Linked DNA regions of Homo sapiens: regions 2 and 3 are each linked to region 1. The links are chromatin contacts, found by Hi-C or POLR2A ChIA-PET in ENCODE. All regions are on one chromosome and are shown on one strand. The core of a region is the stretch at or near the end of the contact, and the rest is flanking DNA. Distances in the headings are between cores, read along the strand shown. Region 1 overlaps CACNB2 (calcium voltage-gated channel auxiliary subunit beta 2). Region 2 overlaps NSUN6 (NOP2/Sun RNA methyltransferase 6). Region 3 holds the start of CACNB2-AS2 (CACNB2 antisense RNA 2).

Region 1 (4,170 bases), core at 81-2,580:
TTTTTTTTTGACATGGAGTCTCGCTCTGTCACCCAGGCTGGAATGCAGTGCTGGGATCTCGGCTCACTGCAACCTCTACCTCCTGGGTTCAAGTGATTCTTTTGCCTCAGCCTCTCGAGTAGCTGGGACTACAGGTGCACGCCACCATACATGGCTAATTTTTGTATTTTTAGTACAGATGGGGTTTCACCATGTTGGCCAGGCTGGTCTTGAATTCCTGACCTCAGGTGATCCGCCCGCCTTGGCCTCCCAAAGTGCTGGGATTACAGGCATGAGCCACTGTGCCTGGCCCCCAGCCCATTTTTCTACGCTTCTTGCCTACCTTGGTTCCATGATAAAAGCCACCTCCTTAGCCTGTTAACCCATACAATGGAGGTTTAGGGAGTGGGTGGAAGAGCTTTAGTGTCTTTGGTTTAAATTTAGGTCTGTTTTAAAATTGTGTCTGATACAACCACATCTCCTTAATAAACGTATTGGTTTACTATTTTCAGTTCAGTCTTTAGAAAACAAGCAGCCTTTCAGGAAGAATTTCAGAGAGGTTTGGTTCTCAAATTTTGTGTGCTTCTAAATATTCTTTATACCTTGCTTCAAAATGTAGCTACCTGAGCTCACCTTTCTGTAGCCATTTCAGTTTATTAGGTTTGGGGTGAAATGTGCCATTTGTATTTTCAACAAGCCCCACCCCAGCTGCTGAAAATGATGCAAAATCAAATTTGAGCATCGCTGCTGTAGAATACATTCTCTCTTTCTTCCAATGGAGAGTTCCATTCCTGAATGTGGGATATGTTGAAATGGTGCAGCCAAATTTGCATTGTTGTTCGGTAATATCAGTGGTTCTTAATCAAAGACATGTATGAGAATCAACTGTGGTGCTTTTGAAGGTCATCACTAAAAATTGTCCACGCTTTAGCTCCACCCACTGGCAATTCTGTGAAATACTTTTCAGGTGGGGCCCCGCTCGCCTGTTAACGTATCACAGGTGATTTCTACTTGGTATAATATGGTATGACCCATCTGCAGTGGAAACAAATGCCTGTTTTGGATAGGAGTATTTCAATTCAAGTTAATATGAATTGATAAATACACAGGTAATATTTGGGTTGTTATTCAAAGAACTTATAAAAGTCATATCTTGTAAAAGTCTATAGATTTATTACAGCCTTTTAAAAAATATTGCCAGGCCCCAAGCCCTGAAAATATGTTGCGCTTGCTCCTTCCCTTACTGAAATCACATTTAAATTCAGAATCACCAGTGCTAGTTTACTTTCAGTTCAAGACAGCAAGCCTGAAAATAGCCTTAATGACGCATGCAGAGCATTTTCCTAGGAACAGACTCTGGACTTATTAGTGTCTGGAGCCATCAGTCAATACTTTTCTGGTGCACTGGTGTGTTAGTAAGGGATGCCAGAAATGCGTGCCTTCTCTTATCAGTCACCCGGAGAATTCACGTAACTTGCTTTAAATAGCCGAAGTGAAGAAGGAGATTGACTTTACAGTTGTGTTTGCTTCTTTAAAAAATATACTTATCTTTTCCTAGCTGTAAAATAGCAATCGAAAACTGCCATCTAAAGTGAAAAATAATTCCCTAAGGTTTCAATAGGGTTTTTCTTGTATCAGAACCAGGGCCAGGGTGTAACTGGATTTAAGTGCCAGACAAGGAGCTAGAAGCTGCAGGTGCAGCTCCCCGCCACGCTGCTCTCTGTGACCTTGAGTGAGACACAAAATTGCTGGGCTTCCGTTTTTCATTTTAAAATGCGAGGGTTGGATTTGCTCGCTAAGAGCTCTTTTATCTCTAATAGTTAAGATGATGGAACATGATGTTTTGAGATGTTTTGCTGAAATTTCTCACATAGAAAATGGGCCTTCTGAAAACATATAATTATAGTTTTGGGTAGGAAGAAGCTGTCATGGTGGCGAAGGGGAACATTGCAAATCTGAACATGACCGCAGCTGGCGGGAGAATAATGTGTTAGAATTGAAAGGCACCCTGCAGACTTGCTGTTTAATGTACAAAGAAGCCTAGGGCCGGAGGGGCAGGGGGACTCTCAGGGACAGTGGAATCTGGCTCAACGGTCACCCTCTGGTAGCAAGCAAGACCTGTCTCTGTGACAGGTCTCAATCAATGGAGAAGCTTATTTTGCCGACGTTAAGGACATGCCTAGGCTCAGCGTCCTAAACTAAGCCAAGTGCACCAAGCCAGGTGCTCAGGCTCCTAAACTAAGGTGCAATTAGGCAATCAGCATGGATTGTTAGACTGTACAAAGGTGGAGATGCCAATTCCCCAACTGTTTTCCTAGGGGTTGTGTTCCCACACACGCACTTTCTCCTTAGTAACAGCGCACGGCTCCTGACCTGGATGGGTGGCCTTAGATCTGTGAAGCACATCTACCTTGCCTTGAGAAAGATGCAACTCAATGTTGGCTTCCTTAGCTCCGTGCCACTCAGCATTGCAGCACCGAAAGGAAAACTGTTTCCTCTCTACTCTCCCACTACTCTCAATTCTTCCAACAACAGATGTGGGTTGTTTTCCCCCCCAACAGCAAGCAGTTCTCCAGTTCTCTGCAGATGCTAATGCCACGTCCTGCAATTCAATTCTGACCTTATCTACCTGGAGTTAGTGCAGACCCAACAGGTTGAAGGCTGAGTCCCAAAAGACTGTCCCCACTTCAGATGCCAGTCGCACAAGTGATGAGTCTCCAGGTTATCCTCAACTTCTGTCCAACTCAACTACAGATCAGAGGTTCCCATGGCCCCCTACTCAGGTTCTATAATTTGCTAGAAGGGCTCATAAAACTCAAGAGAACAGCCGACTTACTAGATGACTAGTTTATTATAAGAGGATACAACTCAGGAACAGCCAGAGGAGAGAGGGATGGGAGAGGGTGCAGAACATCCATGCCGTATCTAGGTACGCCACCCTTCCAGCACGGCCCTGGGGTCACACACCTGGAAGCTCTCAGATCTCCATCCTTTTGGGTTTTTATGGAAGCTTTGTTACTTAGGCACCATTGACTAAATCACTGGCCACTGGCGATTAAGTCAGTCTCCAACCCTTTTCCTGTCTCTAGAGGTCAGGGTGTTGGGGCGGAAAGTTCAAACACTTTAATATTACGGTTGGTTCCTCTGGCACCCAGGCCCCATCCCAAGGCTCTCCAGGAGACCCCAGCCACCAGTCATTCATTAGCATGCCAAAAGACACTTAACACTTTGGAGAGTATAAGAGTTTTAGGAGCTGCATTCCAGTAAACAGGTGTGCAGATCAGATAAGCATTTCTTATTGTATTGCAGTATCAGAGATGATGCTCACCGCTGGACCACATTCCAAGATATGGCTCCACTTATTGATCTTTGAATGAAGGGGTACCTTATTGATCCTCCCCCTGACCTTACCCCAAATAACAAATCATACCAGTACTAAACTGGCAGAACTCAAGATTGGTTAGGAAAGATCCTCTGAAACTTCGTATAATGACAGTTACCTTGTTTTGAGTGTGTCCCCTGTGCCAGGCACTGTGCTGAGAGCTTTGTGTGTTCAGACTCACTTCACAGTTACAAAACCCTCTTTAATATGTGGGAACTGGGCTTGAAATGGTTTAGGTACACGGTCCAGTTCATAGCCAATGTTGTGTTACTAGAAAGGGATCCCAATACAGACCCTGAGAGTGGGTTCTTGGACCTTGTGCAAGGAAGAATTCAGGGCAAGGCCATAGAGTAAGGTGAAAGCAATTTGTTAGAGAAGTTAAAAAAAGAAAAAAGAATGGCTACTCCATAGGCAGAGCAGCAGCATGGGCTGCTTAACTGAATATACTTATAGTTATTTCTTGATTATATACTAAACAAGCAGTGGATTGTTCATGAGTTTTCCAGGAAAGGTGTGGGCAGTTCCTGAAACTGAGGGTTCCTCCCCCTTTTAGACTATATAGGGTAACTTCCTGACATTGCCATGGCATCTATAAACTGTCCTGGCACTGGTAGGAGTGTCTTTTAACATGTTAATGCATTGTAATTAGTGTATTATTGTTACAGTGGAGGGTGTCCACGTTCTTGGCGTCTTCAACAAAGAATTGGACAAAACCCACAAAGCAAGGAAAGAATGAAGCAACAAAAGCAGAGATTTATTGAAAACAAAGTATACTCTACATAGAGTGAGAGCAGCCAAAGCAAGCAGCT
Region 2 (4,393 bases), core at 765-3,264, 150 kb after region 1:
ATTCCACAGATCTCCAATCAAAAGACAACGTACTGTTAAAAGGAAAAGTTTTTGGTGGGCCTTAGATTTCTTCACAATAACATTTAATGCCACAGGTTATAAAAGCAATGTCTACAAAGTGCTAAGGGAAATACTATGTGGCCTGAAACGACCAGACTCAGCCAACTTGTTTTATAAACAAAAAGGCAACAGGCAGACATTCTCAATCAAGAAAGTAACGCAGTACGTAAGAGTCACACTTTGGGAAAGGGCAGGGGGTGCGGGAGATCTGCTAAGTGACTGTACTCACCAATAAAGACATTAATAAAGATAAGAAATGAGAAATAAACTGTGCCATAAGGACCGAAAGCAAACACTGCATCCATGTGAATTATACTTGGGAAATAACAATGTTACAAAGCTTGACAATGTTTAAAAAAAAAAAAACAGAAAAACTGGCCAGGCATGGTGGCTCCTGCTTGTAATCCCAACACTTTGGGAGGCCGAGGAGGGTGGATCACTTGAGCTCAGGAGCTCGAGACCAGCCTGGGCAACACGGCGAGACCCCATCTCAAAACAAAAATAAAAAAACAGTAAATACAAATTAGCTGGTAAAATTTTAGGGAAAATTTAACTCCAGTAATCTCCTCATTTCTCATAATGGAAAGTCAAAAGAGACTTAATGGGCCGGACACAGTGGCTCACGCCTGTAATCCCAGCACTTTAGGAGGCTGAGGCAGGCAGATTACCTGAGATCAGGAATTCGAGACCAACCTGGCCAACATGGTGAAACCCTGTCTCTACTAAAAATACAAAAATTAGCTCAGCGTGATGCCAGACGCCTGTAATTCCATATACTCAGGAGGCTGAGGCAGGATAATCACTTGAACACGGAGGTGGAGGTTGCAGTGAGCCGAGATCGTGCCATTGCACTCTAGCTTGGGCAACAAGGGCAAGACTCCGTCCTGGGTGGGGGAAAAAAAAAGATGGAAATCGAGTAGGCTGAAAGAGAAGACAAATCCAGTCTCATTTGGATTTCAAGAGATTTATGCTGTTGAATTACATATTCAATTGTGAAAGAAAGGAAGAAAATTAATGTTCTGGCCTGCTTGAACTATTTTAAGACTTTTATCAAAAAGGGAGGAGCACGAATTGAGAGAATACAGAAATTCCTTAAAATTACAAATTGATTTTTGGCCTAAAAAGTTCTACTGATCCAAATGTAGCCTTTACAAAATGCTGGTTGAGATGTTTTAAAGGCTCTTTTATCAAGACAAGTCTGGCATTCAGTTTTCTCCTGAAGTCATTAAATTACCAGACAAAAATCTTCTTCCAGAAATTAAAATATATTTCACCAGTACCTGAAATCTCGTCTTAAGTAAACTGAAGAAACCAAAATTTTATTTTAAATCTCATTTCAAGTAAACTGAAGAAACCAGTAATTCAGTGATGCATTACTGTTAAAATTGTTTACTGTATATAAAGTTTAACTGATTCATTTGTATTTTAAATAACTGTGATATCGAGCTTTTAGTAAAAAATCAGAGGAAGAAAACACCCTTTTCTAAATCCCATGGAAATGAAAAGGGGAGAAAAAAGAATAAAAATCTGAGGAGAAGAATAGGAACAGCTCCGGTCTACAGCTCCCAGCGTGAGCGACGCAGAAGACGGGTGATTTCTGCATTTCCATCTGAGGTACCGGGTTCATCTCACTAGGGAGTGCCAGACAGTGGGCGCAGGTCAGTGGGTGCGCGCACCGTGCCCGAGCCAAAGCAGGGCGAGGCATTGCCTCACTCGGGAAGCACAAGGGGTCAGGGAGTTCCCTTTCCTAGTCAAAGAAAGGGGTGACAGACGGCACCTGGAAAATTGGGTCACTCCCACCCCAATACCGCGCTTTTCCGATTGGCTTAAAAACCGGAGCACCAGGAGACTATATCCCGCGGCTCGGAGGGTCCTACGCCCACGGAGTCTCGCTGATTGCTAACGCAGCAGTCTGAGATCAAACTGTAAGGCGGCAGCCAGGCTGGGGGAGGGGCGCCAGCCATTGCCCAGGCTTGCTTAGGCAAACAAAGCAGCTAGGAAGCTCCAACTGGGTGGAGCCCACCACAGCTCAAGGAGGCCTGCCTGCCTCTGTAGGCTCCACCTCTGGGGGCAGGGCACAGACAAACAAATAGACAGCAGTAACCTCTGCACACTTAAATGTCCCTGTCTGATAGCTTTGAAGAGAGCAGTGGTTCTCCCAGCACGCAGCTGGAGATCTGAGAACGGGCAGACTGCCTCAAGTGGGTCCCTGACCCCTGACCCCTGAGCAGCCTAACTGGGAGGCACCCCCAAGCAGGGGCAGACTGACACCTCACACGGTCAGGTACTCCAACAGACCTGCAGCTGAGGGTCCTGTCTGTTAGAAGGAAAACTAACAAACAGAAAGGACATCCACACCAAAAACCCATCTGTACATCACCATCATCAAAGACCAAAAGTAGATAAAACCACAAAGATGGGGAAAAAACAGAGCAGAAAAACTGGAAACTCTAAAAAGCAGAGCACCTCTCCTCCTCCAAAGGAATACAGTTCCTCACCAGCAATGGAACAAAGCTGGATGGAGAATGACTTTGAGGAGCTGAGAGAAGAAGGCTTCAGACGACCAAATTACTCCGAGCTACGGGAGGAAATTCAAACCAAAGGCATTGAAGTTGAAAACTTTGAAAAAAGTTTAGAAGAATCTATAACTAGAATAACCAATACAGAAAAGTGCTTAAAGGAGCTGAGGGAGCTGAAAACCAAGGCTCGAGAACTACGTGAAGAATGTAGAAGCCTCAGGAGCCAATGTGATCAACTGGAAGAAAGGGTATCAGCGATGGAAGATGAACTGAATGAAATGAAGCAAGAAGGGAAGTTTAGAGAAAAAAGAATAAAAAGAAATGAGGAAAGCCTCCAAGAAATATGGGACTATGTGAAAAGACCAAATCTACGTCGATTGGTGTACCAGAAAGTGACGGGGAGAATGGAATCAAGTTGGAAAACACTCTGCAGGATATTATCCAGGAGAACTTCCCCACTCTAGCAAGGCAGGCCAACATTCAGATTCAGGAAATACAGAGAACGCCACAAAGATACTCCTCGAGAAGAGCAACTCCAAGACACATAATTGTCAGATTCACCAAAGTTGAAATGAAGGAAAAAATGTTCAGGGCAGCCAGAGAGAAAGGTCGGGTTACCCACAAAGGGAAGCCCATCAGACTAACAGCAGGTCTCTTGGCAGAAACTCTACAAGCCAGAAGAGAGTGGGGGCAAATATTCAACATTCTTAAAGAAAAGAATTTTCAACCCAGAATTTCATATCCACCCAAACTAAGCTTCATAAGTGAAGGAAAAATAAAATCCTTTACAGACAAGCAAATGCTGAGAGATTTTGTCACCACCAGGCCTGCCCTAAAAGAGCTCCTGAAGGAAGCACTAAACATGGAAAGGAACAACTGCTACCAGCCACTGCAAAATCATGCCAAAATGTAAAGACCATCAAGACTAGGAAGAAACTGCATGAACTAACGAGCAAAATAACCAGCTAACATCATAATGACAGGATCAAATTCACACATAACAATATTAACTTTAAATGTAAATGGACTAAATGCTCCAATTAAAAGACACAGACTGGCAAATTGGATAAAGAGTCAAGACCCATCAGTGTGCTGTATTCAGGAAACCCATCTCATGTGCAGAGACACACATAGGCTCAAAATAAAAGGATGGAGGAAGATCTACCAAGCTAATGGAAAACAAAAAAGGCAGGGGTTACAATCCTAGTCTCTGATAAAACAGACTTTAAACCAACAAAGATCAAAGGAGACAAAGAAGGTCATTACATAATGGTAAAGGGATCAATTCAACAAGAAGAGCTAACTATCCTAAATATATATGCACCCAATACAGGAGCACCCAGATTCATAAAGCAAGTCCTGAGTGACCTACAAAGAGACTTAGACTCCCACACATTAATAATGGGAGACTTTAACACCCCACTGTCAACATTACACAGATCAACGAGACAGAAAGTCAACAAGGATACCCAGGAATTGAACTCAGCTCTGCACCAAGCGGACCTAATAGACATCTACAGAACTCTCCACCCCAAATCAACAGAATATACATTTTTTTCAGCACCACACCACAGCTATTCCAAAATTGACCACATACTTGGAAGTAAAGCTCTCCTCAGCAAATGTAAAAGAACAGAAATTATAACAAACTATCTCTCAGACCACAGTGCAATCAAACTAGAACTCAGGATTAAGAACCTCACTCAAAACTGCTCAGCTACATGGAAACTGAACAACCTGCTCCTGAATGACTACTGGGTACATAACGAAATGAAGGCAGAAATAAAGATGTTCTTTGAAACCAACGAGAACAA
Region 3 (4,307 bases), core at 206-2,705, 210 kb before region 1:
AATGACTTGGGCATGGGTGCAAATTTGGATCAATATCTGTGACACACTAAAGATATTGCGTATTAGAATGGCTGATATCATACCAATGAACAGCTGAATCTCCACATGTCTTAATGATTCATCTTTTTAGGTGTGACATTTACATGGTCTTTAGGGAGAATATTAGGATCAGCTCAGTCCCTGAAAACTGGGTCTTTAGGGAAAGATCTAAATAATAGCTTACAAAGAATATTGACTTGGGAGCTCTCACACTTGGAAGGCAGCCTTATGTAGTTTATTATATCTAAATCATAGGTGGTATGAGATCTAATGAATTAATGAGGTCTGAGTCGGATCAAATTCGCCTTCCAGAGTTATGTTTATTTAACATGCTTTAACCCAGAAAATGAACATTTGCCAGCGAGCACCAAACAACTGTGCGCCGCAGTGCTTGAGCGAGTCAGGTCCTGAGGCCACTCTGGCGATCCTCCTTACAATTCATGTGAAATACCTACTGCAGGACAAAGCATCTGACGGTTTGGAGGATGTTTCTGTAGTCCTAGGAATCCACAGTGAATTCGAGTCTAGACTCAGTCATTTTTCAGGGTCAGGGGAGGAGGGAGAAGTAGCAAATCAGATATGCCCAAAACGTTACAGAGGTAACAGTGAATCCAGGATGCTGCTGTCAGCCTGTGCATTGTGAAGAAGGCAATCATAGGCGAGCAGCCGCGGGAGCAGGAACAGCAGCGTGCTAAGAAGCAGTCACATAAACAGCAGCAGGAGTAGGCCTCCTGCTTTTCAAAAGCAGAGTACTGCAGGGTCGCGAAATGCAAGACACTCAGATGTTTGAAAATCTCCCGAGTTGAGAATGGCTACTGTAAAAGCGTCACCAAGAAACTCTGACGATCTGGACAGTCCTAACTCTGTGTTAGCAATACTTACTTCCGGAAAATTAATGCTACTTCTTGTAGATTTTTGCAAATAGGAAACCCCCTTGAAGAAGATCTCAAATTACGCCCCCCACCCCCAAAAAAAGACAAACAGGGGAGAACAAAGTTTTGGCATGCCTGCAGGAACGGTGGCTTTTTTAGAAACTACCTAGGAGGCAGAAGCTAAGTGATTTGCTCATGCCTCTTACCTGGGAGTAGAAGGTGGGAAGAAATGGACCGAGGCTGTGACGAGAAGACAAGGCACAGTGCAGCTTGGTGAAGCCACACGCTGACTGCGTTCTGCCCCCTCTTCATGCAGTGCTGCGGGCTGGTGCATCGCCGGCGAGTACGGGTGTCCTATGTAAGTTTCTATTGCTGTAGAATTGCAGCTGGGAGCTGAAAATACTATTCGTGTCTGTCTGGTGCATGTTGCCTCTTTCAGCTGTTTTTATTCCCTGTGCTGAACCAACCAGACAGTCGATCATTTCGTACCATGAGTTTTCAAGGAATCTGAGGTATAGGAGATTCTGAGATATTTATTTTTTCCCAGAGATGTTTTTATCTGTCTTTTGTGCCTTGTGACTTTGATAAGGTTGGAAATAACTTGCGCGGGGATTGGTTTGAGAAGTCCATTGTCTCAGAGATCTGCCTCATTCAAACCAGTTGATACTCTCTTTTACCTAGAGTAGTCCTGTTTTCATATTTGAATGATGGGATGGTGGGGGGAAGAAATACCACGGAGTTTGACAAATTATAGATAGGCGCAGAGGCTAACACTAAATCCTATTTTGAGCAGCTTCAGAAAAATAGTAGATAATAATCACTGGATGGATGACACAGCTGTTGCAACAGCTTTATCATCCTGTGACTCTTTCACTGAAATAGCCCTTATTTCATGGCCCTGCTGTGTTTTGCAAAATGGCTGTCTGAGTATTAAATTCTACAAGGCAGGCTCACACAAATATTGAAGTGTATCACTACTTAACATGATTGGATGCTAATTGCAATATGCTGTGCCTTACACTAGCCGACCAGCTCCGAGCAAGCGCTGGCTTGATTTTCATACTCCTTTTGCGAGCAGCTACTCTATTTTCAGGAAGGGTTGTAAAAGGGAACAGGAGGTTTATGCAGGCTGGGCAAACTGCAGTGCTGAATTGCTTAACACTGGTTTGACATTCCTGACTGCAAAACAAATAGAAAATTGACAAAGCAAGCTAATCAATACTTAAAGTATTGAAGGTAAAGAAACCCGTGACCTTGGAAAATTGGCCACAGAAAAGAGATATATGTGAGACTTACAGGACAAACAAGGTCAAAATCTGATATGATCTCAATAATAAAGTTGGAAATGGTGACGGGGTGGGGTGGGAGGGCAGGGAGAGATAACTATACTGTCAAACCTTAAAGAGAGTATTCAATTTTATTAAATAAGTAAAAGCATGAAAAACCCCTTTTATTTAAAGGTTTTTGCAGTTGTTACATATTTGGTGCCATTTGTCTTTTGAATGCAACAGTTGACATATCAGAAATCAATGGAGGAGTCAGGTAGCCAGCCAAGATTTCTAAAGACGACATCTGCAGGGATAGATGGTTTTTATCCAGTCAAAAAATTAATTGCTTTTTAAATAAGATTTGGGAATAAGTGTTACAAACTTTTTAGAGTATAAGATTAGCCGCCTAAAGAAAACCTTAAGTTAAAAACAAAAATAATTTTAATTTAAAAATCCATAGTTTCTAGAATAGTGAAGAGTGAGAATTTCTTAGCTTTCTGTGTTTCTGTTTATTCTTGTATAATGAATTAGAAGAAATCCATGGTTATGTGTGCCTATTGAATACAAAAATTCTGAAATAAGGCCTCCAACAAAGCAACAAATTTTTACCCTACTTATTTTAGTTCTTCTTCTTACATTGAACATGTAAATAAATAGAAAGAAGAGACAACATAATCTGGATTTTTGAAGTCTTGATTGAAAGCTACAGAGACTTGGTTCATCTGCTCATTCTCAAATATTTTTACCCTGTATTTTGAATAAAGTACCACAAAATATAGAGCACAGATGTCTTTTAAAGATAAAAGAAATGCATACCCTTGGTCACTAGAAATAAATTTTCGTTTACTTTAGAGTGTTTTTCTCTTGGGAAGCCTTACCTCTAACCCACCTGCTGCTGTTTTAACCTCTCTTCTTTGACACTTTATGGATTGCAGTTTTCTTTACAGATGGCCAACCCAGAGTGGAAGATAGGTTAAATCGAAACCTATTTTTTTCCTTGAAGGAAAAGAACCCACTGTGCATCTATCTGTAACGGAGACTTTAGATTTGACCGCAAAGCAGATGAGTCTAGAGGCTGCTCATTGAATACAAAGGGCAGCCAGACCCCTATGTGGTACTGGTGGTTAGGACCTCGTCATACTGGTTGGGCTGTCCTGGTGTCCTTTCTCAAATCTGTTGTCAGTTTCCAGGAATCACAATTCTGGTAATACTGGAACTAAATGTCAATATTTATATACATACATGTATGCATATATCTGTTAGATCTAATTACATAAATAATATATTTTAGATGTAATATAAATCAATTGATAAATATGCACCTGTGTGTGCATGTGTCTTAATCTTTCACTAGTTCTTATACCTTTTCTTTTTAGTATGACAGCTTTCTTAAGAATTCCTCCTACTCAAACATTGTCTCTCAGAAAGAATATGAAAGTTATGTGGGTTTCAAAGAAAGTTATACTCATATGCCATAGTTCTTTATTTCTAGGTTTTTACCTTTCTAAGCTGTTGCTTTTATTAGGTTGCCTCCGCTCACTTGTTTAACGTTACATTCAGATTCAAAACTTCTCTGAGCAGTGGGCTCACAGAAGTAGGCTGCAGACTGTAGTCCTGTCTTGCTCTTTAAGACTCAATGCATAAGCTTTATTCTTGACATTATTATTGATGTTCAATATCTAGTCTTCATTCTTTTGTTTACTCCTAACCATCATTCTTTTAGAACTCAGCTTCGCAGCTCAGAAGTAATTCCTGTGTTTACCTAAACTGTCTTGCTATTTCGTTAAGGACATGAAAATCTGTGAGCTGAATAAATACTCTTAAATTTAAAAGGATATATAAACATGGTAAGCTCTGTGTGCATTTCTGTGAAACACTTCTCAAGTATTGACATTTGCATGCTTTGGAGAGCAGAGACACTAACTCTTTTTGGTAAGCTTTTTGAAAAAATGTTTTAATTTTTGTGGGTACATAATAGGTGTATATATTTATGGGGTACATAAGATGCTTGGATACAGGTATGCAATGCATAATAATCTCATCATGGAAAATTGGGTATCCATCCCATCAAGCATTTATCCTTTGTGTCACAAACAATCCAATTATACCCTTTTAGTTATTTTAAAAT

What was found. A loop is a pair of places that touch in the nucleus more often than their neighbours do. ChIA-PET counts read pairs that join two places held with the same protein, here RNA polymerase II (POLR2A). Pooled maps may share reads with other maps.
Region 2: a loop to region 1 is called in a pooled map, with 3 times the contacts of the local background. The contact joins two enhancer-like sites. A Hi-C loop is called at or near these places in 1 of 50 pooled maps. POLR2A ChIA-PET finds 5 or more read pairs at or near these places in 2 of 52 experiments (AG04450 and SK-N-SH).
Region 3: a loop to region 1 is called in a map with no recorded cell type, with 2.7 times the contacts of the local background. The contact joins the promoter of CACNB2-AS2 here to the enhancer-like site in region 1. A Hi-C loop is called at or near these places in 2 of 168 maps with a recorded cell type or tissue (GM12878 and posterior cingulate gyrus), 3 of 37 single-sample maps with no recorded cell type and 2 of 50 pooled maps. POLR2A ChIA-PET finds 5 or more read pairs at or near these places in 2 of 52 experiments (AG04450 and OCI-LY7).

The regions. Positions count from the first base shown.
Region 1 is chr10:18,472,246-18,476,415 of GRCh38, forward strand. All of the region lies in intron 3 of CACNB2 (calcium voltage-gated channel auxiliary subunit beta 2), which reads left to right. Among named protein-coding and RNA genes, the nearest start is that of CACNB2-AS1, 65 kb to the right of the region's middle. Within about 2 kb of position 1,331, at least 5 of the 41 ENCODE cell types and tissues checked have a DNase peak (open chromatin) inside an H3K27ac peak, as active enhancers do.
Region 2 is chr10:18,625,822-18,630,214 of GRCh38, forward strand. All of the region lies in intron 3 of NSUN6 (NOP2/Sun RNA methyltransferase 6), which reads right to left. Among named protein-coding and RNA genes, the nearest start is that of NSUN6, 24 kb to the right of the region's middle. RefSeq lists an enhancer at 1,877-2,086. Within about 2 kb of position 2,015, at least 33 of the 41 ENCODE cell types and tissues checked have a DNase peak (open chromatin) inside an H3K27ac peak, as active enhancers do.
Region 3 is chr10:18,260,049-18,264,355 of GRCh38, forward strand. It overlaps CACNB2-AS2 (CACNB2 antisense RNA 2), which reads right to left and starts at 1,456. Exons shown (of 2, transcript XR_001747681.2): 1 at 1,118-1,456. The region is part of intron 2 of CACNB2 (calcium voltage-gated channel auxiliary subunit beta 2); the gene reads left to right.